2 separate regions of the Mus musculus genome follow, and region 2 is linked to region 1. The links are chromatin loops, found by intact Hi-C in ENCODE. Cell type or tissue: heart. All regions are shown on one strand. Each heading gives the region's core, and the rest is flanking DNA. Links, peaks and the distances in the headings are about the cores only.

Region 1 (15,282 bases), core at 5,855-10,854:
TGAATATGGTTCCTTGACCAGGTGATCAATTCTTTCATGTTTTGGGTAGCTGAGAATGTTAGTTCTCTGTCAGAGCCCTGATCAAAGCCACTGTAACACCAGGGTAGCAGAACAGAGCTAAGGGCTGTTCTTGACCTGCTTTGGAGGTATCTCACCTGCCCCCAGCTGATGTTTAAGGGACCAAATTCATCCCAATTCATGAAGGACATGTGAACAAGCCAAGCAGTGGCCCTAAAGGACCTCTTTATCAGATGGAGTATACCCCACTCCCACCCCCAGATCCCAGTGACCCCATCTACCTAGGACCTGCCCCCGTGGATTCCTACGGTCTCCTTGCCCAAGGCTGGTCCCCTCTGATTGCCTGTGCTCAGAGTCAATTGTAGACTACAGAGGCGGTCCAGTCCAGGAAATGATTGCCAAGCACATGAGTTCCAACCAGAGCAATCACCAGCCTATAGTTCATTGCTTAGCAACCTTGGTGGCATCTGTAGCACCATGAAAGCTAGAAGATTTGCAGGTGGACATCTTTACAAGTGTATGGTTTGAATCTGACGTGTCTCCCATAGGTTTCTGTTTGGAACACCTTGCTCCTGTCTCAGGACGTTATTGTGGCAGGTATGGGACCTTTAGGAGGGAAGTTTTGGTGGGGGGACTGGTCTTTGACAGTTAGATCTAGCTCTGTATTCCCACCTCATTCTCTACTTCCTGGGCCACCATGAGGCACACAACCTCCACCACAAACTAAGATTTTTCTCCCAAATCTTCCCAGTAGACCAAAACCCATGGAGATCATGAGCCAAAGTTAGCCTTCGCTCCTGGAAAGTTGTTCTTGCTAGGTATTGTGTTCACAGTGATGCGAAGGTAACCATTCCAGCAAGAACTGGCTTTAGTGGTGTTCTGCTGTCTGCATGTCAGGCAAGGCTTCCCTTCCTAGCCTGGCACAGGAGGATTACTATCTTAGTTAGAGTTTCGTTGCTGTGAATAGATACCATGACCAAGACAACTCTTATAAGGACAGCATTTAATTGGGGCTGGCTTACAGGTTCAGAGGTTCAGTCCATTATCATCAAGGTGGGAGCATGGCAGCATCCAGGCAGGCATGGGGCAGGAGGAGCTGAAAGTTCTACGTCTTCCTCTGAAGGCTGCCAGGAGAAGACTGGCTCCCATGGAGTTAGGATCTTAAACTTAATCTTACACCCATAGGGTGTAAAAAGCCTATACCCATAGTGACACACTTCCTCCAACAAGGCCACATCTCCAAATAGTGCCACTACCTGGGTGAAGCATATTCTAACTACCACGATTACCAATTGGGAAGATGAAGGAGTTTCTACTCACAAATGTAACACACTAATGTGTTTATTTAAATACTATACAGATCCTACATGCTATAGTGTTATTTCTATAATAAAGTTGAAATTCTTACTATTTTTATTTTAATATAATTAAGTTGTTTTCCTGGCTTAAAAAAATTAAGTGTGGAGCTGGAGAGATGGCTCAGCAGTTAAGAGCATTGACTGCTCTTCCAGAGGTCCTGAGTTCAATTCCCACCACATGGTGGCTCACAACCATCTCCACTGGGATCTAATGCCCTCTTCTGGCATCCAGGTGTACATGCAGATAGAGCACTCACAAACAAAATAAAAATAAGTGCAGGAATTTGATGGTGCACTATCATTCCTCATGAACTCATGAGTTGGGGATGCTGTGGAACATTTAGGAGGCTGATTCTTGCGGGAGGAATTGGATCTCTTAGGTTGGCTTTGAAGGTTCAGAGCCCAGACCCACTTCCTGTTGGCTCTCTGCTTCTTACAGATGCAATGTGTCCAGCCAGCTTCCCACGCTTGCCTCTATGCCATCCCCATTTTGACAGAGTGATATTCACAAATCATAAGGCAGAAGTCTTGGTTATTTTTTTTTCCACTGCTGTGAAAGAGCACCACAGACCAGGCAACTTATGAAAGACAGTGATGGGCTAATGCTTTCAGAGGGCTCAAGTTCATGCTAGCAGAGGAAAAGCAGCCAAGAGCTCAGTCTGAATCCACAAGAGGCAGGAAAGAGAGGAAAAGGGCTGGGAATTATATGTGAAGTGCCAAAGCCTACCTCCAGCGACACACCCCTCATCCTTCCCAAACAGTTCCACCTAGCGGGAAACAAGTATTCAAACATATGAGCCTTGGAGTGGGGGTCCCATGCAAACCATCGCATTCCACTTCTTGCCCCCATATGTTTGTAGTCATAATGTAAAATGCATTCAGTTCAACCTCAAAACCCCCATAGTCCTTCAGAGTCTCAACACTGTTTCAGAGTCCAACGCCTCTTCTGAGACTCCCAAAAGCAAATCATAGACTTTCAACACTCAATGTTACAGAGCGTTCATTACTATTCCAAAAGGGAGGAGAGAGGTAGAGAGAGAAAAGGCTGGACTGACCCAAGACCAAAACCCAGCAGAACAAACTCCAAATCTTGTACCTCCCTGTCTAATGTCAAAGGGCTTAGAGGGCTCTGCCTTCCAGCTTTGCTAACTGCACACACTTCTTTCTCACGCTGGCTCCCCGCCCCGTGTGCAGCTTCCCCTGGCAAACATGCCACAGCTCTGACTGACATCTCAATGTCTCAGGGCCACCAATGCAACCCAGGTTTTACTTTCACAGCGTCATGCAGTGGCTTCTCTGTGCCTCCATGAAGGGAGTCCCCTGCTACAGGGGCCACAGCCTGTCCTCAGGGGCTCTCCTAAACCACAAAGGATGACCACACAACTTCTTCATTCACGGACCCTTTAAAGCCCGGGCTACGCACAGGACCCTGCCAACTCTGACCACAGTTTGAGATGGAGCCTGGGCCCTGGAGTCACATTTGTGGAAACCTTTCCTGCCTTGTTGTCTGGGAGCAGAAGGTTCCAGAGTTTTCTTTTTGCCAGTTCGAGGCTGAGCTGAGCTGGGCGGGGCCTTGCTCTGAGGGGGCCACTCCCATTTTCCATTTTGAGTCAGACTTTTTACTCTTCAAACTGTACTTTTTCAACTTCTTTTACCCCACTTGCTCTTTTCTGTGTGAACCAGCACGATGATGATCACTGATAATCCTGCAGCAGAGTCACTATCAGGCTCTTCTGAAATCCCCTCACGGGTCAATTCAGACTCAGGCAGATTCTCAGGACAAGGATAAGAAGAAGCCACGTTCTTTGCCAAGCTATTGCAGTATACTGCTGAACTGTAGTTATGCTATCTTATGAAAGTATTCTTAAGTGCTAAAACTATCTTGGATAAAATGGGCCTCTGGACCAGCCCTAAATTCCCTGTGACCCTGAGCTAAAGGTTAACTGTCTGGCCGTTTAATTGCTGTCTCTCTGCTCTGTAAGCAAAGCTTGCTTGCTACAGATGTCCACAGCTGCCTTTCTGTAAGCTCCCCAACTGCGGGGTTTGCCCTTAAAATCTGGAACCAACTGGAGAGGCTGCTTCCCACTAATCTGCTTGGGACCGTCCCACCAGACAGCCGTTAATAAAGACTCCATTTAACATATTCAGGTCTCTCTCAGGAGTTTTTCTCTCCAGGTACTTCATAAAAATATCATCAAAGTCTCTAGCCCAGGTGCTATCACTCCCCTCAGAAGCCTCCTGAGTGAGGCCTCTGTAGTCCACGTGGTTCTCAGCACTACTGTTTTCTCAGCTTCGCTTACAACATTTGACTGCTTACCTAGTCCAAAATTCCAAATCTGGGCACATTCCTCCAGAAAGCAGTTACTTTTCTATTGCTGTGAAAAGACACCGTAACCAAAGCAGATAGAAGAAATTGGCACTTACTTAGGGGTATGGTTTCAGAGGGTTAATAATCTATCGCAGCAGACAGTGTGGCAGCAAGTGGCCAGCATAGTAGGTGCTTCCAATGGGAGCTCACATCTTGATCTGCAAAGGGGAGGCAGAGAGACGGAGACAGGGACAGGGATGGGACAGGGACAGATACAGACACAGACACAGGGACAGACTCAGACACAGGGACAGGGACAGGGACAGAGAGACTGAGGATGATGGGAAGTCTTTTAAAATCTCAAAGCCTGTTCCTAGTGACATGTCTCCTCCAACAAGATCACACCTCCTAATCCTTACCAAACAGATCTACCAACTGTAGACCAAGTATTCAACTGTATGAGCTGCAGGGAGCCATTCTCATTCAAACAAGCACATCAGAGCAAACCCTTTCCCCCTTCAGTTGTTTCTTGTCTGGTGTAGGTTAAGCAACAACAACAACAACAGAGCACTTAAACAGCGATTGGAAACGGGAACATGACCAATCCTAGGCAAGCTGAGGAGTTATGAGGGAAAGAACAGCCAGAGGCATCTGGAAGGGTCCAGGCCGAACCGGATCATGGTCATGATGGGGATGGGGGCAGTGGAGGGTGGCAAGAAAGGAAGAGAAGAGCCAAGAGGGAGAGGAGAACCAAGGGGCCAAGAAAGAGCCTGCCAGGGCCAAGAGAGGAGCCAAGAGACCAAGGGAGCACCTGAGAACCAAGAGAGTGTACAGCCAAGATGGCTGAGTTTTATGGGAATCAGAGGAGCTGAGGGAAGGGAAGGGGAGGAGAGGGGAGGGGAGGGGAGGGGAGGGGAGGGGAGGGGAGGGAAGCTTAGCCTCTGGGCTAGAGAAGGGAGGGGGCAGGATGGAAACTTCTGGGAGGAACCACAGGCTCTGAGCTAGGCTTGTTTCTTTAGGACCTGACAGTGAGTGCGGGCAAAGTTTTAAATGCACAATAGAGGAGTTCTGTGGGTGTAACAAAGTGTTGATGGAAACGCAGATCAGGGATGGAAACCCAGGACCACAGCGTACACAAGGAAGGCAGTTTTGTATTATTAGGGAAAAGAAAAATGAAGTTCCTCTCTTATTCATTGAGTTAAAGACACACGGTGAACAGCACAGACATCCACATCCACCCAGTATACTGAGAACTCCCAAATAAATTCCCTCCCAACCGTCCCGGGGGGGGGGGGGAAGTCAACTAAAGCCAGAAACATTCGTCCCGTTGAAAGTGTTAGCAATGGCACTAAACCAGCTTCCCAGTGCGGCTAGCAGGAGCGTGGGGGATCCCTGCCCAGAAAGGGAATAGTCTTAGACGATGGGAGAGGTGAGTCTTTATCGTGCCAGCTTTAAAATTTTTGTTACAAATTTAAAGAAAAGGTTTTAAAAGATTTTTTTTCAAAAATAAGTAGGAAATCTTTTAAGTAAGCCAGCAGAGGCCATGGGCCATAAAATTTAGAAGGTTTCTGGAAATCTCCAAGATCAATTGATGGTCTAAAATTTCGAATTTACTTTCTTATGCCCACATGAGGAGAGTAGTGGCCACCATAAATACAAGGCCAACATGAGCCGTTCATTTAAGCTGGTGAGCTGCCTCATAGCCATGATCAGGATGCGCTCCCTGGGGCTGGAGAGAGCAGCTGGGTGAGTGTAACAGGCACTCAGACAAAATGGAGTTACTGTGGGCAGCTCAGCTCAACTTTGCTTTAGCTTTGGGTTGGTCGCTGCTCTATACACTTTCTATTTATTCTTGTGGCGTGTGTATGTTGTGTGTGTGTGTGCATGCGTGCTGTGTGCGTGTGTGTGTGTGTGTGTGTGTTTGTGTGTGCATGAGGAGGCCAGAAGAAAGCATCTGGCATCTTCCTCTGTCACTCCCTACCTTATTCCCTCGAGACAAAGGCTCTCATTGAACTTGGAGCCAGCCATTTTCCTGGCTGGCCTGGCTGGACTACTGTCCAGGCTCCGTGATTCAATCCCCATTGTCTCCTCCCCACACGGTGTTAGGGTTACAGGCAAACCCAGCTTTTTACTCCAATGTTGAGAAATCTGTGCCCAGGTCCTCATGGTCGTCTGGCAAGCACCGTTACCCCCTGAGCCCTCTCCCAGGTCCCCCATAAGCATCTCAAGTATATTTGAACTAAATTGACAAAGAAACTGCAGCTCACACACTAAGGACCTGAACTCATGACATAAGTAGTTTTGAGTCACCCACTCCTTCGAGGGAGACTTGCGGCTAAAAGAGGAAATTCATTTCCATCGAGACAGGAGAGTTTTTATTCCTGTTGAGTAATCTAGATTCTGTGGAAAATGAAGCGAGAGGCTGAGGTCGCGCTTAATGCTGGCTTGCATCATGTGATGCATAAGGAAAATATTTGGGATCGGTTTCTGGAGTGGACTCGTGGAGCACCATGGCTACAGTGGTTAAAAATCAACACAGTTTACCGCACAGCACGGGCATGAGTCACCCTGAGTTTATAGATGCGCCCGCTCTGAACCGTGAAGCCATGTCTTCAGCCACCCACCCCGTCCTCCCTCTTAAAGATGAAAGAAAGGGGGAAGGAAGCAGCTTTCTCACACACAAGCAGTTCCTGGAACTGGAGTGACGTGGGTATGGTTATACATTTCTAAAATTGAAAACTTAGTCAAATACACCCAAGGCTCACACACAACGAAGTGCAAACAGCTAAACTCAAATACGCAGTTAAGGATGAAATGCACACTTGTAAAACATCGTGCCAATAATTCTATTATGCAGAAACGACAGTATCTTGAACATAGACACGGATTAAAATTTAACTTTGCCTTTTAAAGGTTTTCTTTTTTATCATGACAAGATCTTCCTGCGTAGCCAAGGCCACCCTTGAACTTGTAATCCTCCTGCCTCCGCTTCTCAAGTGCTGAGATTCAATGTGTGTGTGGTGACCATCAAGCTTGAGGCTTTGCCTGTGGCTTGTCTTCATTCTTATCCCGCAGCAGAGAATTGCTCTGTCTTTAGTCTCTGGACGTAAGCTCAAGTCCATTTTAGTAAAAGTTGCAAGGCCCAGGCAACAAGTCTAATTCTGGCCAAGTTTAGTGTTGAAAACACATTCATTTCTGGTACCAAAACCCAGGGGAAACTATATACAAGCCTTGAGCTTTCGTAAACCTTCACAGGTCAGGGCCAGCCAGCAGAAATCTGCGTGTCCTGGAGGTGACACCAGAGAAAGAAACCACAGCCTTTGTGACCTCGTGTGGCCCAGTGTGGGCTTGTGTGAGAGCCAAGGCCTATGGGGTAGGTGCAGAGATTTAGTTGGGGGTCTGATATAGCTCAAATGAAATTTAAGAAATGAAATGTATGAAGACTAGTTCAAACTCATTGTAAAGTGAGACTCAAATCATGGACATGTTAATGTAGATCTTTGGCAAATTAGGGCCGTGCATACATTCAGATACCCACCAGACTGGCCTTGAGCTCAGAGATCCAACTGCCTCTGTCTCCTGAAATACCCAACTCTTTGCCTCCAACTTGACTATTTCCCTTAGTGACTGTTTTGTTTTAATCCCTGACAATGCAGCCACTTATCACCTGATCCGTTACGTTGCTCCGTTTGGATATTCATTGTTTGACTTACCAGATGCTCTGATTGGTGTGTTCTTTTTCACACGCAATGCAGAACATTTAAAGACACGGCTTTCCCTCTGAATGTGGCTTTGGCTGCTTCTAAAATGTTGCTGTTGCCATAAATTGATACCCCAAATAAGCTAAAATGTAATGTTTTGCTATCTCCTTGATCTAAAACTTGTTGAGGAGAATTTGTTTTAAAACTGCCTACTGCAACTACCCAGCGATTAGACAAAGGTTAATTAAATTGTGGTAAAATTCACACAGTCACTGCACCGTCATAGGTGAGAGCCAGATGATGCACACTGTATTGAAGGTGATGTCCCCGGCATAGGTGAAATACACATACAGCTTTACTGAGTAGCCTAGAGTGGTGTCCCTGGCAGCTGAACTCAGCAGCCTGGGGGTGCAGCCTCTGGAAAACGGTGCTGGCTGAGATGTGGAGCAGAGCGCCCTCTGGAGGTAGCCTTGAGGGAGCGCATCTGTGAAGGTGCACTCTGGTGTGTGCAGACCATCTTGTACTGTGAGGCCCACAGACACAGACACCATAAGGGTGACGATCTGGGTTCCTCCATGAAGCATCTGTGTTAGTTTCTTCCTGCATCGCAGTGGCCAAGCAGCAACAATAAGGGACTTGAAGAGAGGTTTATTTTGACACACTGCGTAGCTCTCAGCTGTGACTTCTGTCTCACGTCTTAGAGGAACTGGAAGCAGAGGCCATACAGGAAGTATATCTGGCCTATGACCCTCAGTGCAGACCCCAAGTGGTTCACATTCTCCAGTGAGGCTGCACCCTCTAAGGTTTCCACAGGCTTCCTAGAGAGGCTTCAGCATTTGGGGACCGAACATTCAGACACACAAGCCGTGGGGGACATTTCCTAACCAACCCATACTGGCATCGTTAGCAGAGAATCTGCCCTGTGACTTTCTCTCTGAAGTCCGTGACCATATCCTCCCTGGCTGGAGTAATTGCCACTGTGGGCTCCCCAGAGGGTCATTCCTTCCTCCTCTCCATCCCAACAGTGACTCAGAAAGCTTAGATGGATTCAAACACACACCGCTCCCAGGGAAGCTGCTGCCCACCAGCTCCGGGGAGACTGGGGTGGAGATGTGGCTCGCGAGCAGCTGTGGCCAGTTTTGATGGTTTCCTTTCTTGATCCATGTTTAAGCCCACCTGTTGTTCTTTCCGAGAAATCTGAGATTCAAGGTGAGTTGGTGGCATCACGGGTCCAATCTGGCCTCAGGAGAAAGATGTCTATTCTCATAGAGAACTAGGGGCTTCTACCTCAGTTGCCCTGGCTCACAATGGTTGGCATGAAGATGAGGGGGTAGCATCCCAAAAGGTACACTGGAGGTGAAGGACTCACTGAGCGCTTTGAAACAGGCCCCTTGGAGGGGGCATCCATTTATAGATATGAATGTGTGTCTGTATGTGGGTGTGTACACAAGAGTGCAGTGCCCAAAGAGGCCAGAAGAGGGCATTAGACTTCCCTGGAACTGGATTGACAGGCAGTTGTGAGCCTCCATGTGGGTGCTGGGAACTGAACTCTGATCGTCTGTAAGACCAGCCAGTGCTCTCATCATTGAGCCAGCTCTCCAGCTCCATTTTAAATTGTGTGGTTTCTCTTTTTCTTTAACTCCTGGTTTCAGCCCCTCCGAGGGAGGTTTTCCGCTTGTTGTAGCTTGTTGTATCCCACTCTCAAACCAAGCATGAAGCTCCGTGCAGAAGCCGTCCTATGGACCGAGGGATGGGGGCATCTCCTCTGAAGTGTTTGCATTCATCCTTACTAAGTGACATTTATTACACCACCTGCTTATTCGATCTGTGAAGTCTGAGAGGAACATCAAAGGCTGTCAGCTATCACTGTGGCTTCAAAGAAGCGTCACATTAGAGCCCTTCTCCTGCAAGAAATAGTTAGAGGGCCAAGTTCACAGCCACCATGTCGTCTTGACGGTTTGTGGGTTTGACAAAGGTTGAATGCACATTTCGACGGTGGCTTATGTTCATCCTGCATCCTGCTCACTGAGAGAAGCGCATATCTGTTCTGCCTGTGTTCTTCTTCACCGCCCCGCTCACCCTCTGTCGCCTCTTGCTCTGGGGTGTGTCCCTGATGGAGAGTTAGCACTGGACCTTTTCTCTGAGAGTCAGAGCAGAGGACTCTGCCTTCCATCCGATGCACCTCGATATCTCATCGGAGCTCCCGTTCACCCTCTTTTGTTGTTGATGGCGTTTGGGGTTTTGCTTCGTTGAATTCAGCTGTGTTTCCCTCCCTATTTTCCCCTGGATTTGGATCTGACTACTGTGTCCCTTGAACAGTTCCACCAACATCTCTAAGCCCGGATGAGTCTGTTACGGTCAGAACTACTCGGTGACCAATTTCTAGCCTGCTGCTCCTGCCCAGGCTAGCCCTCTGGCTGCTTCCTACAGAATAAACAGTGTTCATCCCTCGCCAGTCTCCTCTGTGAAACTGACCGGCTTACGGCTGCAGACACCCCCCACCCCTGCCCCATCATCACCTCTCTCCACACAGCCACACAAGGGCGGGGACCTGTCCTTCTCTCGAAGCCTGATGTGGCTGCTGCAGGACTGGGGCTCAGGCACTTCATCAGTGGGTATTCTGCATCTGGCTCTTCACCGCCTAGGTTATAAGAGATCTGGAGGTTCAGCCCTAAGACTGCAGTGTTTTTTATTGGTTTGTACAATTTGCTCATAGAATAAGCTGAGGTAAATAAAGTAAGTAGTAAGTCCTGATGTGAACTTAAAATAACCGGTTACATAATCGCAAAGCTAGTGCAGCTGAGGCTGGAGAGATGGCCCAGATTAAGAGCACTTACTGCTCCCGCAGAGGACTCGAGTTTGCATCACAGCTCCAAAAAGATCTGGCGCCCTCCTGTGGCCTCCATAGACACTGCACTCATGTGCGTGAATCCACACTCAAGACACAGACAAATACACGTAATTAAAACATTAATTTGCAGGGTTAGATTGAACTTAGATTTGCCTCAAACTAAAGTCTCCTTCTCTACTAATTTTCTCACTACTGTGATGATAAATCTGGCTGAAGTCACCTGAAGGAGAGGGCTATTTTGGTTTGAGGGTACACAGTCCATGACGGCAGAGAAGTCGGGGTGTCAGGAGCTAGAATCAGCTGGTCAGGTTGCATCTGTAGTCTAGAAGCAGGGAGAGAGGAATACTGGGGCTTGGCTGGATTTCCCCTTTTTATTTCATCTGGTACCTCACCCCATGGAGTGATGCCACCCACATTTAGGGTAAATCTCTTCTCTTTACCTTCTGGAAGCTTCCTCATAGATGTAGCAAAGCGTATGTCCATGGTGACTTTATGTCCCATAAAGTTGACAATCAAGATGACCACCAGACTCAACTAACTCTCTCTCTCTCTCTCTCTCTCTCTCTCTCTCTCTCTCTCTCACACACACACACACACACACACACCAGTGTGATCAATCTTTTTATATCAGCTCAGGAGGTGGCTGCTTAGAGTGAGACATGGTCATGACAAACACCACCATGGTCAAGGTCTCCCTCAAATGTCCCTAGCTCCCATCAGCCTGAATGCATTGAGTCTACTCTGAAGGTGCTCCCTTCACTCCCAACCAAGCTGTCTCCCTTTAGGGCTGTTTCACGTCCTCCTTGGCCCCTGCACCTCGGGCTGTGCCTGCCACACACTAGGTGACTTCAGTCGCTGGGTACGCACTCCTGAACTTGGCCTTGATGCATCCAGACCAAGGGCCACTTCCTCCAGGTGAATTCCTGCTTTGAATCTGCACAGAGCCTCTACTCCATTCTCTCCTTTCCCAGCTATGAGAACTCTGGGGGTGGGGGTGGGGTGGGGAACCATGGGAGCCCATGAAGAAAAGAAAATGCAGGCCAGGGCAGAACCTCCTAAGTGCTTCTCCCTTGTGGTCAGGGTGAATTGCTCCATCCAGACAACCCATTGCAAAGCTGAGTCCTTACTCCCTGGTTTGGTTTCCAGCTGTCCCTCCAGGCTCCCTTCCAAGTCACTACACTTTGTGACACACTTCAAATGCCCTTGCCGCTTTGCTCGTCACCAGAATTGCCCGAGATGGCACAGCTCAGTTGCAAGCCAGCACATGCAATCTTCGGGCAACCTCAGGTTCTCAGGTTCGGGGCAGGTTTGAGATTGGGTAACTGCTCTGGTTTGCTTTCTATTGCTGTGTTAAAACACCAAGGGGTTGTTCTCTCCTACAGCGTACATCCCACCGTGAAGGGAAGTCCTGTCAGGAGCTGAAGCAGACGGTGTGGAGAAAGGCGCGAGCTGGCGTGCTCATCACGGCTTGTTCAAGCTTTTTTTATACAACCCAGGACCACCTGCCCGAGAGTGACCTGCTCATTGTGGGCTGGACCCTCCCCCATAAATCATAACATATCACACAACAGAGAAAATGGCCCACGGGCCAATCTGACAGAGGAATTTTCTCAGTTGAGGGCCTTCTCAGCTGATCCTACCTGTGTCAAGTTGACAAAACTCGATCCAACACAGAGATCCAGCAGTGAGGTAAGACACGGTTTCTCTACTATGTCTCACATGTTTGTGGAAAGCAGACCTAGAGCTACAAATCCCAGAAGGTGCCAAGCCTGTCACCACGGTGTAAGAGCAGACATTGCGCATGGCAAGCGATGGCATCCCAAGCAGCCACTCTGTGCCCTTTTCAGATCATAGGAGACTGAATTTCCTGGCCAGACTTCTCTGGAAGCTAGATCCAGGGTTCATGGCCTAGGCTTGAGATTCAAACTGATTCTTGTTCTGTCGCTTGCATGCATTTAATCAAGCGCATGCTAGTCCTAAGTGTGTGTTTTTCCTCCTGTGGGCAACAACAAAGACAGTGGGGACAGTTCGCTGACAGTGCGTGCATCATACCCAGTGAGGATCGGACAGAGAAAGATATTAAACCCGGAGGCATCCAGTGTGCACATCGTGTGGAGCTGACTTCCTGAGAGACTGCAGCATGTGTGCACTAATGGCTTCTCTCGAACACTAAATCTCACTCCCTACTGTGGAGAGTCAGTGCTGGGGACAACACCTGGTCAGTTTCCTGCCCAGTCCCCAGTCTTCTTCCTCCCTGAGAAGAAACCTCAGGCAGCATTTGGGCAGCAAAGGCTCAGATGTTCCTCGTGATACACTGAAGCCTGTCTGCATCTGACTCTCACTTTCCCGGCCTCTTTTGCAGCATAAAACAGCCATATAATTCTCAGGTGAAGCTTGACAGTAGCTTTTCTGGGGGAAAAAACCGTTTTTCCCCTTTCTAAGTAAATCGTACTGTGAGCACAGTCTTTCTTACCCTTCATACCCTGAACTCGATGCCTGGCGCTGAGGCCATGACCATGAAATCATGAGGCAACACACGGAAGGGAGAAAAGTCAATACGATAAAGATGATGAAGCAGAGTGAGAGCCACCTGGACCCCGGGGACGTGATTGACATCTGGGCCCAGCGTGCCCACCCACCCAAGGCCTGGCTGTGTGAAGTAACCCGGGTGGATGGGATTTCAGTAAGCTACAGCTAAATGGCTCCTCTAGGCTTTGCTCCATGGGGTCAGTAAGAAGCTGCTCTCAGCTCGGGGACACTGCCAGAATGGCTCATCCTTCCCAGGACAGAGAAGCCAGATTAGAAGGCAGACACTTGATCTGCCCGGACGGCAGGTGGACCCCAGCACGGGGCCAAGAAGACCGATTAACCTCGGCACGTGTCTGCCTCTCCAGGCCCTGCACTGCACCAACCTGAAGGAAGATTCTGGGGCGATCAAATAAGGTGCTCTGAGCCTGATACCCCCAAAACCCTGCCAAGATTCAGGATTAGAAACACAGCCAACCCTGGGACCCTAGAGGCAATCCTGGGAAGATATGGCCTCCCAGACTCCCACCACAGCAGTACAGGGCTCACTGCCTTCTGCCCAAGGCTCCTGAATGTTGTTATTAAGAATTTGTGGTCATTAGCCAAACATGTGGGCTGCAAAATTCCCAGAACTGATGTAGTGGGCTGAGGGAGGATGCGATGAAATACTTGTACAGCTGTCATGATAAACAGAACTGAGCACCCCCCCCCAAAGAGCAGCAGAGGGGTACCGCACGCTCGGCATACATTCCGCCTTTGGGGCAGCCTCAAGCTGCATGCCAGGGTGTCTGCGTGATAACCAGGATGCCCTCCGCAGACAAGCCACCAAGATCACTTGGCTCTCCATGTCCCATGTAACATCCTTGGCTGGAAGGAAAGAATTCCTAATGCCCTCATCCTGGTCATGAGTACCAACATTCGCCCTGCAAGTGACAGGGAGCCACGTATGACCTCATCCAGACATCAAGTGACTTGCCAGGCTTTCCCACTGAGCCCCAAACACCTGATGAACACAGACGCAAAATTTCTCAATAAAATTCAAGCAAAATTAAATAAAATATGCTAACACATGAAAAATGAATAATAAACTAATAAATGATGAAATCATTCAGTAACAACTCAGAAAATTAAATTAAAAAAATTTTAGAATCAAATGGAAATACAATCCACCCAGAATTTGAGGGCATGCAAAATGTCATATATACAAAAATTACAAGCCAAATTCAACAGTATATTAAAAAGAATCATATTTCAGAATCAAGTTGGTTTCCTTCTCAGTATGTAAGGATGCTTTCATATACATAAATCAATCAAGACTACAAAAAATTGCATGATCATCTTAATAAATGCAGAAAAGGCCTTTGACAAAGTTCAACAGCCCTTCATGATAAAAATCCATGAAGAAACTAGAAAGAAAGAAACTCCTTCAACATGATAAAAGCTATTTAAGACAAGCATGTACTTCACATGGAAAGCACTCAGGTTTCTAAAGTCAGTAACAAACACGGGTTTCCACTCTCTCCTGTTATTCAGTATAGTGCTTGAAGACTTAGTCAAAGCAATAAGGCAAGATAAAGAAATAAAAGGAACACGAATAGAAAGAAAACAAAACAAAACAAAAAGTAAAATCGCCTGGACCCACAGACGTCACAACCTTGTACCTAACAGGCCTCAAGGACTCCATCAGAAACCATTCAGCTCTCATGCATTCTTTCAACAAAGTAGCAGGGTACAAAATCAAGATACAAAAAGCCAGTAACTTCTCTGTATACCAACTGACCAAGAATGAAACAAGATTTTAAAAATATCACTCACAGAAGTCTAATAGAAATAAAACACCTAATGAAATTCCTCTGCAACAAAAACTTTCCGTCACTGAAGAAACAAATGGAGGAACATCCTACAGAGTGGAAAGATGTCACCTGTTCACGCAACCCTCACAGAAATGCCAGTGCTGTTCTTGACAGAAACAGAAAACAAAAATCCTAAAATTCACATGGAAGCACGAGACATCCAAACAGCGAAAAGGATCCTAAATAGAAAGGGCAAGGCCGTGGGTACCTCAGTGCCTGATTTCAAATTATACTACAAAGCCATAGTAACAAAAATTACAGCCCAACAAAGCATAGGCTAGGTAAGTAGACTAGAAGACCCAGGAAGGAAGCCATTCAGATACAGTCTCCTGGTTTTCAGTGGAGCTGTCAAAATATGCACTGGAGAGAAAGCAGCCTGTTCAAAATGCTGGGAACCTGGTGTGTCTGCAAAGGGGAGACCTGGAACCCTAAAACATGAGGAAAACACCTCACAATGCAGGGAAGGCAAGGGCTGTCCTTAAAAGACCCCAACAGCAAACATTAGCTAACAAAGTTTAGTTTAATTGCATCAAATTAAAAGATTTTGCACAGCAAAGGAAATAATTACCAGAGTGAAGAGCCATCTTAGTGGGTAGCACAAAGTCTTTGCCAGCCTTACATCTGATAGATAATTAGCATCCAGAATATTACCAGAGTGAAAGGCCAT
Region 2 (15,282 bases), core at 3,762-8,761, 110 kb before region 1:
GGAGGGACCCATGCCTCCAATTGCTTATGTAGCAAAGGGTGGCCTTATTTGGCATCAATGGGAGGGGAGACCCTTGGTCGTGTGAAGGCTCGATGCCCGAGTGTAGGGGGATGCTAGAGTGGTGAGGTAGGAATGGGTGGGTGGGTGGAGGAGCACTCTTATAGAAGCAGGGGGTAGGGGGGATGGGATAGGGGGGTTGCAGAGGGGAAACCAGGAAGTGGGATAACATTTGAAATGTAAATTAATAAGATAACCAGTAAAAAAAAGAAAGAAAGGAAGGAGGGAAGGAGGGAGGGAGGGAGGAAGAGAGAGGGAGAGAGAGCGAAAGAGAGAGAGAATGAGAGAGAGAGAGAATGAGAGAGAGAGAGAGAGAGAGAGAGAGAGAGAGAGAGAGAGAGAGAGAGAGAAATGTCCCATAGGCTAGCCTACAGGCCAGTTTTATGGAGGCATTTTCTTAATACTGGTTGCATCTTCTCAGATAATCTCACTTGTGCTGAGCTACAAAGATACTTACTACCCAGCACAATGACCCACAGACCATGTGCATGGCCAATCTCTGTCACCAGATTCCACTATCCATTGCCTGCCTGGACTTGGTGTAGAGCCGGAATCCCAGGCCACTGGAATTCAGACTCCTCTGTGGAGATAGCTAGAGGTGCAAATGGCTCAGTATCCTGCCAGAGAGGCCCAGCCCAGCCCAGCCCAGCCCAGCCTCACAGGTTTGTGCTGCTTGTCTGAGACCCACCCACTAAGTAAGAAATAAGCAAGACACAAGTCAGGGTCCTAGTTTGGCCTGACCCTGTGCTGGTAGCCACAGCAGGCCATTCCTATGGGGCAAGCATTTGCCTCACAGCCAGATTCTATTCTGTCCCATCCTATTTCAGCTTATCTTTTACCCCTGCGCAGAGGCTCTGGGAGACTGGTAGCCCCACCCTGTGTCTCTAACTCAGACTTGTACATCCCCTGTCTCAGTGCAAGGATTTTCCATTGCTTCTGGTCTCCCAGACCCGAGAAAGGACAGCACACAGACACCTCCCCTGTGACAGCAGAACAATTGGGGTCTTCCCAGAGATGTTTGCCCTTGGTCTTGGATACTTGTTGATGCGACTGGGGTACAGAGAAAGGAGACCTGCTTCCCTGTACGCAGTTAAAAGGTGACAATTTCGTGATTAATCCACAGGGTCTGTCGCCTGCCTGTTCCCTCTGGTCTTGACTTCAGAAGCCAGCCAGACCTCTTCTTCAAAACCACGACTGTTGTATGTGCGTTTGACCCTCACCGGGACAGGGCCATTTTCTCCCACACCCCCCATTCCCTTCAGGGGTGCCTGCCTCATTTGGTATCCAGAGCTCTGATGACTTCTGTGGATCCACAATGTTTCCAAAACATCCCCTTCTTTTCCTACCCCTGGGGAGAAGCCTGGAATTTGGGATATTCATCTTGCCTGGTGAGCAAAAGCTTAAATGAAATCCGCTTTATCTGCGGGAAGCTGTCAGCTGATAAAAAGGGCAGGGAATTAACACACGGGTAAGCCAGGAGCTCCAGACAGCAGCGCCTAGCTTTCCACTCAGTTCCTGCAGAAGCCGCCGCCGGGGGGACTTCAGTGTCTGACCCCCAAAACCTGTCTAGACGTTTCAGACATTTGGTAAACAAATGAATTGCTGCATAGGCAGCTGGAGCAGAGCAGGGGGTGTCTGCCACCTCAGGGCGACTGCAGGAAGATTCACACCCGGCTGGAAATGCTCTCCCGGAGGATAACAAACACAGCAGCTTCCCTGCTTTCCAGAAAGTTCTTTTCTGGGCCAGAACCCCATGAAGGAGCCTCCATTTCTCCTGGGAAGTGTACTTTTGATTTCTAAAGATGTTTTCCCATTTCCACAGCCATATGGGAGATGCGGGTTCCCCAGAGTGTGTCTGTCAGACCTACAGTGAGAGGAACAGCTGGCGGCTGTCTTTTTAGGCCATGCCCTGTCCTTCATGTTCCAGTGAACTTCTCAGAACCCTGGTTCAGGGAGGCGGAGGCTGGAGATCAAGGCAGAGGCAGGTGCAGATGCTACCGTGTGTTAACTTTTGGGTTCCACAATCTCACATCCAGGGATGCCACTTTGCTATGTGTGGGAGGGAGGTTGCAAGGTGATGAGAAAAAGCCTCCTGCTTTTTATGCATGGGAAAGAAAAAAGGCCGGTAAAGAGAGGCCTCCTGGACCAGGTGACGCTGGGCAAGGGACGCAGGAAGGGGCATGGTGATGTGTCCCTAGCCTGCTTCTCCTCACAGCACTTGCCTTTTCAGAAGGCTGGTAGCCAGGTCACCGCTGCACCCAAGGGCACTGGGACAGTGGGGTGTTATGGAGCCACCGGGGGGGGGGGGGCTGGAGGCGTTCTGACCAGGGTGAGAGGGTAGCTGCAAGCTGTCACTCACAAAAGTGTTTTCCAGAAGCTCTCCAGAGCACCTTAGACATCAGTCCTCAGAACACTGGGTTTTCTGGTCTCTGCCTTCTCACCCTGCCTGTCCGTGGTAGCGGTGGGGGGGGGTGGGGGAGTGGGAAGAGAGAAAGGAGCTGAGTACAGCTGGCTGCCCTGTTTGTCTCTTTCTCTGGGCCAGAGAACAGTCCCGTGAGTGGAGTGACCGGGGTCCAGACGTCTCTGCCAGCTGGCAGGAAGACAAGCAGGCTGTCTGGCTGCAGAGCCTCCGGTGTGGTGAAGGAGGTAGGAGCTGAGCGACAGAGGAAGGAAACCGGAGGCTGAGTGAGATCCTCAGGCCTGGGATTCAGGAACAACTTTTTATTGTTCCGTCCTGCAGACAGCTTGGGAAAGTGCCCCCGTCTCTGCACAAGTGGGTCTCCAGTCTCAAGTCATTGCTAAATAACACTTTCCAAGATTCTGACTCTGGAAGGATGTGACAATCTCCATCACGGCCAGGGTGCAGGGTGTGTGTGCAGGTTGTGTGTGTGTGTGTATGTGTGTATATGGTGTGTGTGTGTATGGAGGCTATGTGTGTGTATGCACGTGTGTGCAGGCTGTGTGTGTGTGCGTAGACTGTGTGTGTATATATGTGTGCAGGCTGTGTGTGTGTGCAGGCTGTGTGTGTGTGCAGGCTGTGTGAGTGTGTGAAGGCTGTGTGAGTATGTGCAGGTGCATGCTGTGCGTGCATGCTGTGTGTGTGTATATGCAGGCTGTGTGTGTGTGTGTGTGTGTGTAGGGTGTGTGTATGTGTATGCTGTGTGTGTATGCAGGCTGTGTGTGTGTGTGTGTGTGTGCAGGCTGTGTGTATGTGTATGCTGTGTGTGTGTGTGTGCATGCTGTGTGTGTGTGCATGCTGTGTGTGTGTGCAGGCTGTGTGTGTGTGCTGTGTGTGTGCATGTGTGTGTGTGTATGTACACAGAAGTGGTATTGGCACAGCCAGACAGGACAGGAACAGGGCTTCAGGCTGGGCAGGGGCCATAGGGGCTCCACCTACCCCATGCACCAACACTCCTCACTCCAAAGTTCCCAGTCTATTGTCCCTTAACCCCAGAGTCTGGGAAATTTAGTAACTACATATGTAACTCAGGCAAAGGAACAATTGAAGAAGCTGAACAAACCAGAAACTATACACTTCAGAAACTTCCAGAAACTATGCACTTCATTATCCTTCAAAATATACTGTGTGACCCAAGCTGTTCTCAGACTCTGGCCAGTCCTCCTGTCTCAGCCTCCTAAGTGTTCAGATTACAGATTTACACCACTAGGCCCGGATTAAATCATGACTCTTGACAGCCAGACTTCTTCCTCTTAGGGCCAAACATGGCTGCTGAACCTCATGATATGCCTGTGGGTGTAGCTTGTAGTGTGAACAAGGCCTGAATGTGACATCTTGGGAGCACTCCACCGTGCTCTGAGAACACTGATACCATGAAAAGTCCCCACCGGAACAGCTGGAGAGACGGCTCAGCAGTAAAGAGCACTTGCTGCTCTTTCAGAGAACCCAGGTTTGGTTCTCAGCACCCTCACAGTGACTCACAACCATTCGTCCCTTCACTTGCAGGGGATCAGACTCCCTCTGTTGACCTCTGGGCAGCAGGCATGCACATAGTACATAGACACGAACGCAGGCAAAACACGCGCATACATCTGCATTGGTTACTTTCTATCGCTGCGATAAAGCCCTGTGACTGAGGTCACTTTTAATCCCACTGGTCGAGAATAAGACCACTATTAGGATTTTTGAGCCAATTTTGAAGTAATTTTATTAAAAACTGGCCAGAATGATGGACATTGGCCAGGCCCAAACCCAGGATTCCCCAAAAATAGCTGTGAATTCTGTTAGTTCTGTGTTTCTACAGGCAACACCCTCAAGACTACATACTTCCTGCCTTGGTCCAGTTTGCCGCAAGCATGCATCCTGGTGCACTTCCTGCCTACATAACTCCCACTTCCGTGTGGTCAAGCGCAGCCTGTGCCGTCGGGGCAACCAACCTTGTTTAGAGAAGTGAAAGCACATGGCTTGTTAGTGTGCATGAGCAAAAGCATTCCAGAACCTCAGGAAGTTATTTGGCTTTGGGCAAGTGGGACTTATAGGCTAGAGGCATTTTTGTTTTATAGATCTCTTAAGCATAGCAATCTTAACTTGAAACATAACTTTAGTTGGGCTTTGTGGTTCCAGAGGGTTAGGGTTCATGATAGTAAAGCAAAGACATTTGAAAGCTCATTTATCTAAATGCAAGCCAGAGAGAGAGAGAGAGAGAGAGAGAGAGAGAGAGAGAGAGAGAGAGAGAAGAAGAAGAAGAAGAAGAAGAAGAAGAAGAAGAAGAAGAAGAAGAAGAAGAAGAAGAAGTAAAAATGGTGCAGGTATTTTTAAAACCTCAAAGACCTGTGACATACCTCCTCCAACAAGGCCACACCTCCATATCTTCCTCAAATAGCCACCAACTGGGGACCAAGTAGATCACTCTCATTTAAACCACCGCATACACACAAATAAAATGCATCTCAAACAAACAAACTCCCAATGTTCCCCTATGTATTTCTGTTATTTTGAATCTCACTGTTGTTGTTCTGAGACAAGGTCTCATGTAGCCCAGGCTGGCTTCAAACTTGCTATGTAGCTGAGGATGGCCTTGAACTCATGCCCCCCTCCCTCTACCTCCCTAGTGCTAGGATTACAGATGTGTGGCACCGCTCGTTTGGCTTGTGTGATTTACATGGACAATGGATGACTCCTGTACAATGTAAGAGGCCTGGGCAGAGTTCTCTGTGTGTTGGCCCAGGGATGCTACATCAAAACCAGAGACCTCTGTCACAGCTCTCCAGAGCATCAAGGTTTCCCGAGGTGTCCCCGCCCTAGGAATGGATTTTTATTCATGCAACGGGCTCTGTCAGGCTGCTCAGAAAGAGCTGTTTTCTTCCTTTGTGCCTGGAGGCCAGTTCAGACCTGAGACCCAGCCAAAAGCGTGACATCAGAGAAGCAAATGACCCCAGAGAACCCTGGAAGGCTGTTGCTGTGGTCGGATTTATGAACACATCACTGAAAGACAAGCCTCCCCTCTAGCCAACTTGTAGCTGAGGCCAGAGAGGCCCTTATGCTCTCTGCCCTGTGGTTGAACTCCCCAGGAATTCCTGATAGCAGAATTTGCACCCCACCTCAGGCTCAGACCTCTGGACTGCTCCCTCCTGCCCAGCCATCCCTGGGGCCTGGTGAGGGCTTGCCTGGGAGAAACAGTATTGCAACGGGCGAGGAAGCCAGAGTGGACTTGGGGACCCTCTGGAGTGCACACCAGGCATTCAAGTACAGACTGACCCCAGGATTTACTGAGTCCCAGCAAGACAGCTCAGATCCTCAGGCCTTTGGGACAGATGTCTGTTTGACGGAGAGGCCTGTGGGATATACGGAGGTAGAAATTCTCCATGGATATCCATCTTATCAGGAAGGTTGTGCTGTGGTTCTGGCTCCTGTTCACTAGCTTCAGCTGAGCCACTACAACTCCCCCAGGAGGCTTCATTAGTAGGGATGTCCTGGAGGCCAGCTGTACCTGTGAAATCCAGATGTTGGGAAGGCGCTGCCCTCTGGAGGCTCAAGGGAGTGTCCTTGGGGGCTTGCTGGCTGCAGGTGACTGGGCAGGTCCAGACTTGAGTCCCTGCCTCCAGTCTCTGCCTTTCCATGGCATCTCCATGATGTATGTCTCTTTTCCCAGCTTCTCTGAGCATTCGATCTTCCTCCAAGGAAGGACACTTGTCACACTGCACCTGGGTGCTCGACACCAGGCCAAACATCCTGTAAGTGGCTCTTACAAACACTTTGATTTGAGGATACAGTATGGTCTGGCACAGTATCTCTCTCTCTCTCTCTCTCTCTCTCTCTCTCTCTCTCTCTCTCTCTCTCTCCCTCTCTCTCTCCCTCCCTCTCTCTCTCTTTTTCTGTCGGACCCTGTGAGCTCAGTATATCATAACCAATATCATAACCATTTCCCAGATAGGGAAACTGAGGCCCAAAGATTTGTCAGGGGAGAGCTGGGGATGTAACCCTAGACCTTTAGAGCCCAGAACACGATAGCAGACGTGGGTAGCAGCCACCCTGCCTCTCTGATAAGGGCAGTGCCACTAGAAGCCTTGAAGAACAGAAGACAGAATTCTAACCGGCCTCAATAGAACAGAGCGGCCGTTTACTGTCTTGGGCCGCCGGGCTCCTTGTCTAGACAGGGCGAGCATTCAGATGGATTTGGATTTCCAGGCTGCAGCCGGCCCAGCAGCCCCTGGCGAGGCTCCCAGCTCGGGGGATTCATTTACTTTGCATTCGTGAGCAGACGCCGCAGAGGTCCCAGTTGTGGGCCTATCACCGCCTCGCAGGGGGCCCCAGAGGCACTGGCTGGTGCGCTGACTTTTCCCAGACAATTTAGCTGCTTACAAGTCAATAAAAACAAGGTTGCTTGGGACGGGGGCTTCATCTTCTTCCAGCCGCACCGCTGTCAGAACGCGTGACTGCGCAACTGGGACCATTAAACTCCTAATTAGCTTTCAGAATCGGCGGGCTGGGAGTGGAGAGGGAGCAAGGGACGGGCCCTGGCTGGCATCTCACCGAGTGTCTTGTTTTATTTCTCTCTCGGCTGGAAGTGGAGAAGGTTCTGCTGTCACTCACGGGCCAGTGTAGGAGAGTGCAGCTCCATTCCTTGTTTTTTTAAGCTGTGTGCCCTGTAGCCAGTTCCTCACCTCTCTGTGCCTCAGGTTACTCTTGAAGATGAGCTCTGGCTGCCGGGGGTGGGGGAGTGGCAAGGGCGGCATTAGAGAAGGGTCAGATTATTTTAGAAGACTAAAGGGGAGTTACACAAGGTTATTTTTTGAGGAAGGGTCTCTCACTGGCACCTGGGGCTTGCCTGTTTGGTTAAACTTGCTGATCAGTGAAATTCAGGGATTTGCCTGCCTGCCTGCCTGCCTGACTGTTTAGGGTTTCTATTGCTGCGACAAAACACTATGACCAGAGAGCAAGTGAGGGAGGGAGGAAAGGGTTTATTCGGTAGACACTTGTGTTCATCATAAAGGGAAGTCAGGACAGGAAAAGGAGCCTGGAGGAGGTAGGAGCTGCTGCAGAGGCCATGGTTGGTGCTTACTGGCTTGCTCAGCCTGGGAACCCAAGACCACCAGCCCAGGGGGGGAACGACCCGCAAAGGGCTGGGCCCTTCCCATTGAAAACTAATTAAGAAAATGCCTCACAATTGGATCTTATGGAGACATTTTCTCAATTGAGGCGCTAGCCCTCTGTCCCTGAAGGCTCTAGCTTGTGACAAGTTGACAGAAAACCAACTAGAACACTGCTCTTCTCTATCACTGGGACTATAGGCATGAGCTCTATTGCCCAAAATAAATATATTTTTAAAAATGCTTTGAGGTTATAACATAGATCATTTCTCTTTTTTTCTTTACTCCCTCCATACCAGCTCACATCCCCCACTCCCCCAAAGCTCTCTTTCAAATTCATGGCATCTGTTTCTTTAATTGTTGTTACACTTATGTTGTTACATTTATTTAAATGTTATTACATGCATGAATATAAACGCATAATACAACCCGCCCGGTTTCTATAAAGTCCCGTATGTGTATGTTCAGGGTTGAGCAGTTGGCATTGAATTACCAGTTGCTGTGCTTGCTCCTCGCTGGAGAAGACGATTTCTCCCGCTCTGCTTGGTACTCCTCGGGTGCCTGTGGTTCTTTGTCTAGGGTTGAGGCCTCCTGATGCCTTACCCTCATGGCCTAGTTCATGTTAGCAGGTTTATTGTTACTGCCCTTGTTCCACTCATGGTTAGGCAGCCATGGTGATGAGACTGTGGGTGTAGCCTCTGGCATTCCTAGGAGACAGAATCTTGCAGCAAACTTTCTGTTCCCCTGGCTCTTAAGTCTCCCCAGTCTCTTCTGCAGAGTTCCTGGAGCTTTGGGTGCCGGGGCCGCCCGCACTGTTGATGTACTCGTCAGGACTGGGCCCCACAGCTCTGCCTTTTGACCAGTTATGTTTTTCTGTAATGGTGTCCAGCTGTTTCAAAGAGACGTTTTCTTGAGGGTGAGGACGTCACTCATGTGTGGGTGTAAGGACAGTTCTATCGAGTGTAGTTGGGGGTTATGCTAGTAAAAGTGGTGCCTGTAGCGTCTCCGGAATCCACGCTTCACCCTCCCTGGAGAGTAGACTAGGTTCCGAGTAACCAGGCATGATTACCCTGCTGCTGAGTGAGTCCAATCAGTGACTCAAGTCCAATTAGAGAGATGTTGGTCGGGCAGTGGTGGCGCACACCTTTAATCCCAGCACTTGGGAGGCAGAGACAGTCGGATTTCTGAGTTCAAGGCCAGCCTGGTCTACAGAGTGAGTTCCAGGTCAGCCAGAGCTAAAGAAACCCTGTATCAAAACAGCAGCAGCAACAACAACAACAACAAAGAAAGATGTTGGTTACGACCAAAATATGCGTGCCACCACTGTGCCCTTTAAGGTCCTGGTTCAGAGGTGTCATATCTGGTAAGGTGTCATATCTCCTTCTGAATCCTGACCTAGGCCAAGGTGACTAGGAGTATCCCACAGCCCTAGAACCAGTGAGACGGGCAGACTTGAACAGAACTGGGGGTTGAGGGAGAGAGAGAGAGAGGAAGGAGGAGGAGGAGGAGGAGGAAGAGGAAGAGGAGAGGGAGGGGGGGAGAGAGAAGAGAGGAAAGACTGAGGTGTGGGGAGGGGAGAGAAAAGAGAGGAGAGAAAGAGAGAAGAGCTTGTTGGTATTAGAGTCCAGCCTAGCCTTTGTTCAAGGGAGGGGACAAGAGAGCCCTGACTTGAGGCTGGCCACATTACCCTGGTAATAACTGGTGAGGTGGGAACTCTCATTGTCCTGTCTGAGGAGGAGGAGGAGCCTGTGGGTTATGGTGTCCCACTGGGCCCAAGCGAGCCAGACTGGCAAAGTGCCTTTACAGGACTTGAGGCTGAAAGCGGTGGCTCCCTGCGAACCCCAAAGAGGGAGGGAACTTGCCAGCCTCTCAGCTTTGCTTGGTATCAGCGTGGCTCTGCCTCTCCTATTTCCAGCCAAACACTTTGGAAATGGAGGCGCCAGCCTACTCTGCGCTGCGTTTGCTCAGCAAGGGGAGCCTGCGCTGCCAGCTCTCCTCAGGCTGGAGCTGCTCGCTCTGCTGACTTCAGGATGGGCCCCAGAAACCTGCTCCCCCAGCGCAGGCTTTGCAGAGTCTGAACAACAGTGTCCCATGGGAGGGGACTTCAGAACTGCTTTGGAATAGCGCGAATCCCCACCAGCGGCTGGCAGGAAATGACACCCGTGGAAGGCTGCGAGCTCAGGCACCCGGCCCAGCAGATCCCCTCTTGCCTGCTGGAGCCACATAACCATGGTTTCTGGGAAGTTGCCTCTGAGGCCTGCCCACAAGGATGGCCTTGGCTCAGGTAGCACAGGCTCAGGCCCCACAGAGTCACAACTGCTGTGGCAGGGACAGCCAGCGCCGCGTGCAGAGGGTCTGTTCCTTCATTTGTAAATATCTATTGATCCTTCTTGGGCTGGAGCCTATCTGTAGCCCTGGATGCAACTACTGACAAAGTTGAAGACATCTGTGTGTGTGTGTGTGTGTGTGTGTGTGTGTGTGTGTGTGTGTGTGAAGCTTGTCTCATGAAGAGTTATACAATGCCAAGACTGACAAGCTACCGGGTGTGGGGTAGGATGTGGTGCCGGAGACTTTGAGGATGTAGCCTTTGTGTGGAGCAAGAGGATTTGTGTTGGCCATGTGAGGCTCAGGGAAGGGCCAGATGACACAGGGCCTGGGGATACAACTTGATTGTCTTTGTCATAAGCTAAAGAGAGACACTTGTGAGTCCCTGCTAGCACACAAAATGTCAGCCCTTTGTCAGTTATTTGGGAAGCTACCACTGGCAGGCGTAACATGAGCCAGTTTAAGCTCCCCCCTTCTCCCATGGGAACATCCAAGAAAGATGAACACTTGGCAAGGCTGCGGGGCTGCTTGCTGTAGGCCAACCATGTCTTCAGAAGACTGTGAGACCTTTTGGAGGAAGCAGGGCTGTGGTGGGAACCCAGGCTTAGTGCAGCCCAACAGTGGTTAACTGTATGGGCCCAGGAGCTTGGGGGAATATCTACATGGGCAGCTTGCCTGTGTACCTTTGGCTCTGTGACTCTGGGTAGGTGGCTTAGCGTCTCTGTGCTTTAGTGTCCTGGTCTATGATTTTTGTGCCCCAGCAAGTGCACATCAGGCCCACAGACAGCCACAGACCTTGAGAAAGCTCTCCGTCTCTGGAACATGTGCACTATAGCAAACGATGCCTCTGTGAGCGACCCCTCCCTCAGCATGGTCCTCCACTCGCTGTGGAACGGAACCATAGTGCTTAGGAAGACTCTCCTGCAAGCTGAGTACTGATCCAAAAGGGTCCCAGAAAGAAGGGGTTCATTTTCCCTCGTGGCAAGAAATCCCGCAAGTAGCTGGGTTCTTCTGGGGGAGAAACCTTGGCTCTCTTAGTCTTTCCTGCATAGATCCAGGATGTATGTGCACCACGTGTATGCAGTACCTGCAGAGTCCACCAGAGGGCTTTGGATCCCTGGAACTGGAGTTGCAGACAGTTGTGAGCTGACTTACAGGTGCCAGAAACCAATCCTAGCTCCTCTGCAGGAGCAGCAAGTGCTCTTAACCACTAAGCATTCTTTCAGGCTCCATTTTTTTTTCTTTTTAAATATTTACTTAATACATGTGTTTATATGCTTCTGCCATGGCTCATGGAGCATGTGTGGAGGTCAGATGACAACCTGGGGGACAGCAATGTGGGTCCCAGGTATTGAACTCACATCATCAGGTTTGCAGGACAACTTTATGTTGATTTGACATAAGCCATAGTCACTGGAGGAGAGAGGAAAGCCACAATTGAGAAAATGCCTCTATGAAACTGGGCGAGCCTTTGGGGGATTTTCTTAATTAATGATCGACGGAAGAGGGCTCAGCTTATTGTAGGTCTGTGCTTTAGTGTCCACCTGGGTTGGTGGTCCTGGATTCTGTAAGACGCTATGAGGCGCAAGCCAGTAAGCAGCACCTCTCCATGGCCTCTGTCTGCATCAGCTCCTGCATCCACCCAGGTTCCTGTTTGAGTCCCTGTTCTGACTTCTTTCCATGATGAACAGCAACGAGGGACCACAAGCCAAATAAACTCTTCCTTCTCCAAGTTGCTTTTGGTCATGGTGTCTCCTCAAAGCAGTAGGAACTCTAACTAAGACATCTACTAGCAGGGCAGTGGTGGCGCACGCCTTTGATCCCAGCACTTGGGAGGCAGAGGCAGGCGGAATTCAAGGCCAGCCTGGTATAGAGTAAGTTCCAGGATAGCCAGGGTTACACAGAGAAAACCTGTCTCGAAAAACAACAAAAACAAAAACAACAACAACAGACATCTATTGAGCCACCTAATTCAAAATGGAGACACTTTACTCTCTGTGTTAAGAGCCAAGTGACTGTGGTATCTGAGGTGTGGCTGGGGGCAGTGGGCCATACCAGCCCTTGTGGCTCAAGTCCTGCCTCTGGGCAGATGGATCTGGGTGATTGTGAGCTTTTGGGGTGGTGACTCGGTGTCTACATGCACCACAGGATGCAGTCTGCACAAAACAGGGGAACCAGGCTGCTCTCTGTCCCCAGTCCCTGTGGACACTGTGCTGTCTCTTGGTTGGACATGGGATTTTAGGTGTTCCCCTGAGGGACATCTGATGCAGGTGACACACAAGATACTGTGTTTTGGGGTTGGACTCTTATAAAGTGACTCCGTAGACTGTAGCCATGTATGGAAATGGAGCTGAGGGATATACCCCACCCCACAAACACTTGAGCTTGCTTGCTTGCTTGCTTTCTTTCTTTCTTTCTTTCTTTCTTTCTTTCTTTCTTTCTTTCTTTCTTTCTTTTTCTTTCCTTTCTTTCTTTTTCCTTCCTTCCTTCCTTCTTTTGTCTTTTTTTCTTTTCTGTCTTTCTCTCTCTTTTCTTTTCTTTTCTTTTCTTTTCTTTTCTACTTTTTTGTTTGTTTGGTTTAGTTTGGTTTTGGTTTTCTAAGATAGGGTCTCTCTGTGTAGCCCTGGCTATCCTGGAACATGCTTTGCAGGTCAAGCTGGCTTTGAACTCACAGAGAACTGCCTCCCCCTGCCTCTTGAGTACTGGGATAAAGGCCATGAGCCACCACGGCCTGACGAGAATACTTTCAAAGATGGTTCCAGGCTCCTGGTAAATCCCACAAGTGTCTTTCCTCTCTCCGCCTGTGGCTGTGGGTGTGGGTTGGGGGAAGTGTTGGATTTTAGGGAAATGAGCAAAAATGACCTCCTTGAATGCTAGCAACCAGACAGACATGGGAGTCAAGGGGCTGAATCAACTGGTGGCCAAGGAGTCTAGCTCTACAGTGCCCTTGTCCATAGTTTGTCCTAGTACCTGGCCCTGTTAGTGCCAGACTGGCCCCATGACACCCCCAAGACAGTTGTTCCAGGGATATGACACAGCTCTCAGAGAACCAAGACAAGCCAACCCCGGTGGGACCACTTGGTCCTGAAGCCAGCTCTCTCATCTTTATCCCTAGACTGCTGTCTGCAGAGGAGGGTTTACTGCGGTTGAGAGGTGGCCCATATTGAGTGTCTTAGAATAGCAGAGGGGTAGCATTTGCCATAGTTCCAGGGACTGGGACCCAAACTGAGGTGTTCTAAGGGCTGGGAACACACTGGAATCTGCTTCTTCCTTCTGCATCCAAGCAAGGAAGGCTCCAGGTCCCACCTCCATCTTCCTACATTTTTCCATGTCTCCCATAAAGATAATTGTCCCAGGTTACCCAGGAGGACCACGTGCAGATGCATTTTCCAAATACCATCAGCTTCCCAGGTTCCAGGACCTATGACCTCCCAGGCGAGAGGCAGACTTGGAAGCAGTGACCGTCGCTCTGCTTGGTGGCTTTAGAAAGTCCCCAGATTTTCCTCTTTAATTATTTGTCTGCATATGCATGTGTGAGGGTGCTGGTGGGGGCCAGAAGAAGGTGTCAGATCCCCTGGAGCTGGAGTTAAAGGCAGTTATGAGCGACCTGTTGTGGATGCTGGAAACTGAACATGGAACTGGAAAACAGGTAAGATGGCTCTTAACTGCGGAGCCATCCATCGCTCCAGCCCCTCTGTCTGAATTTATAAGCATTGGGGAAGAATTCTAATAAGATGTCTTTTGGGGGCTGATTAAATAAGCCCAGGATTTAGCTCAGACCTGGCCCTGGGCAATATGGCGTTAAGTGACCATTGAGGTGCTTGTTTTAAGAGAAGATCTCATCTCAGTCCCTTCCTGTTACCTTTCTATTTCCTTCCCATCCCCTTCTCCTGGCCCCCTCATTCTGGACCCCACCCATTTCCAGGGACACCTGCATCTCCAGGTATCCATCAGTACCCCAGGTCTCTCCATGGGAGCACTAGCCAGTAGGGAAAGCCACCTGCCCCAGGTGCCAATGGGGCAGAACACGGCTTCGAAGCGCAGAGCCAGCCTGGAGGCTCTTGCGGGTGAGCGCTAGTGTGGGAGTGACTCTAAATTCTCAAGTCTCCACAGTTTCCTAACTGTATCTTTTTGTGTCACTGTCTCAGAATAGACACACTTGTGGGCTTTCCTGGGCTCAAAATAGTCGTGAGCTAGGGCTTGCCATCCACATCCGAGTTTGAGTTACAGCAAATCGCTTACTACTTCTGATTGGAAGGTTCCCTTGGCAAACGGACCTCCTTTTATGGAAGAATGAAATCTGCCTGCAGACTGGGTGGGCTCTGAATGGTGGCCCTCAGCAGGTCGCTTGGGCGGAGCCCTGATGTGAAGACCATACAGGTCTGCTTTGGACAGGGTTCCTGGAGTTTGGTGGGGGAGGGTGAGTCATTATTCATGCCCTGGGAAGGGGTGTCACTTGCTGCTCTAGGTCACTTTGAGATTATGGCTTCTGCTTGGGTCCATCCCAGTCTGTCAGGGAGAGTAGGATCCTGGCTTAGGCAGAGAAATGCAATTGAATCTCATCTCTTCCACAAGGACCCTAGTGACCGTGGATGCCTCTGCCCCTCTTTGTACCTTGGTATCCCTTTGCATTCAGGTGGGTGACAGCTTGTGGGCACCCACCAAGGTTGTTGTGAGGAGAAACATATGCAGTTGTGCCTGGTGCTGGGGAAGTGTTGGCAGCTTTGATTCTCTGGCAGACAATAGGTATACATCAAACTTCTGTGAACCCCAACAGAACTAGATAGAGGCCAGAGTCCATTACATCCCAACACAAGGCGTCTCTAAAGCTGAGCAGTGATCTCCAGGGTGGTAGGGTCTGTGGGAGCTTCAGGGAGCAGCCAAAGAAAAGGCTGTGGAGAGGAGACAGCCTCAGAGTCATGGCCCAGCTGATGCAAGAGGGAAAGGGGAGAAAGCTCCCTTCTATTTTTTAAACAACAGAATGACCCTCAAAGGCTGAGAGAAAGAAAGAAAGAAAGAAAGAAAGAAAGAAAGAAAGAAAGGAAGGAAGGAAGAAAGAGAGAGAGAGAGAGGAAGAGGAAGAGAGAGAAGGGAGGGAGGGAGGAAAGGAAGGAAGGAAGAGAGAGAGAAAGAAAGAAAGAAAGAAAGAAAGAAAGAAAGAAAGAGGGAGGAAGGAAGGAAGAAGGAAGAAAGAAAGAAAGGAAGGAAGGAAGAAAGGAAGGAAGGGAAGAAAGAAAAGAAGGAAGGAAGAAAGAAAGAAAGAAAGGAAGGAAGGAAGAAAGGAAGGAAAGGAAGAAAGAAAAGAAGGAAGGAAGGAAGGAAGAAAGAAAGAAAGAAAGAAAGAAAGGAAGA

The links. Hi-C counts contacts between places; a loop is a spot of excess contacts. Peaks named below come from ENCODE experiments on the same cell type or tissue, not always from the same donor. Only the 100,000 strongest peaks of a DNase experiment are listed, where the experiment ranks them.
Region 2: a loop joins it to region 1, with 1.9 times the contacts of the local background. A loop is called at or near these places in 2 of 42 quality-filtered maps.

The regions. Positions count from the first base shown.
Region 1 is chr2:173,446,040-173,461,321 of GRCm38, forward strand. No RefSeq gene overlaps it. Among named protein-coding and RNA genes, the nearest start is that of Gm14642, 59 kb to the left of the region's middle. In heart, for the core only: CTCF peaks have their summits at 7,848 (motif pointing left) and 10,285 (motif pointing left); a DNase peak (open chromatin) is centred at 6,252.
Region 2 is chr2:173,333,431-173,348,712 of GRCm38, forward strand. It overlaps Gm36911 (a long non-coding RNA gene), which reads left to right and starts at 13,379. Exons shown (of 4, transcript XR_375364.3): 1 at 13,379-13,579. In heart, for the core only: a CTCF peak has its summit at 6,052 (motif pointing left); DNase peaks (open chromatin) are centred at 4,421, 5,441 and 6,797; H3K4me3 peaks cover 856 bases; H3K27ac peaks cover 2,023 bases.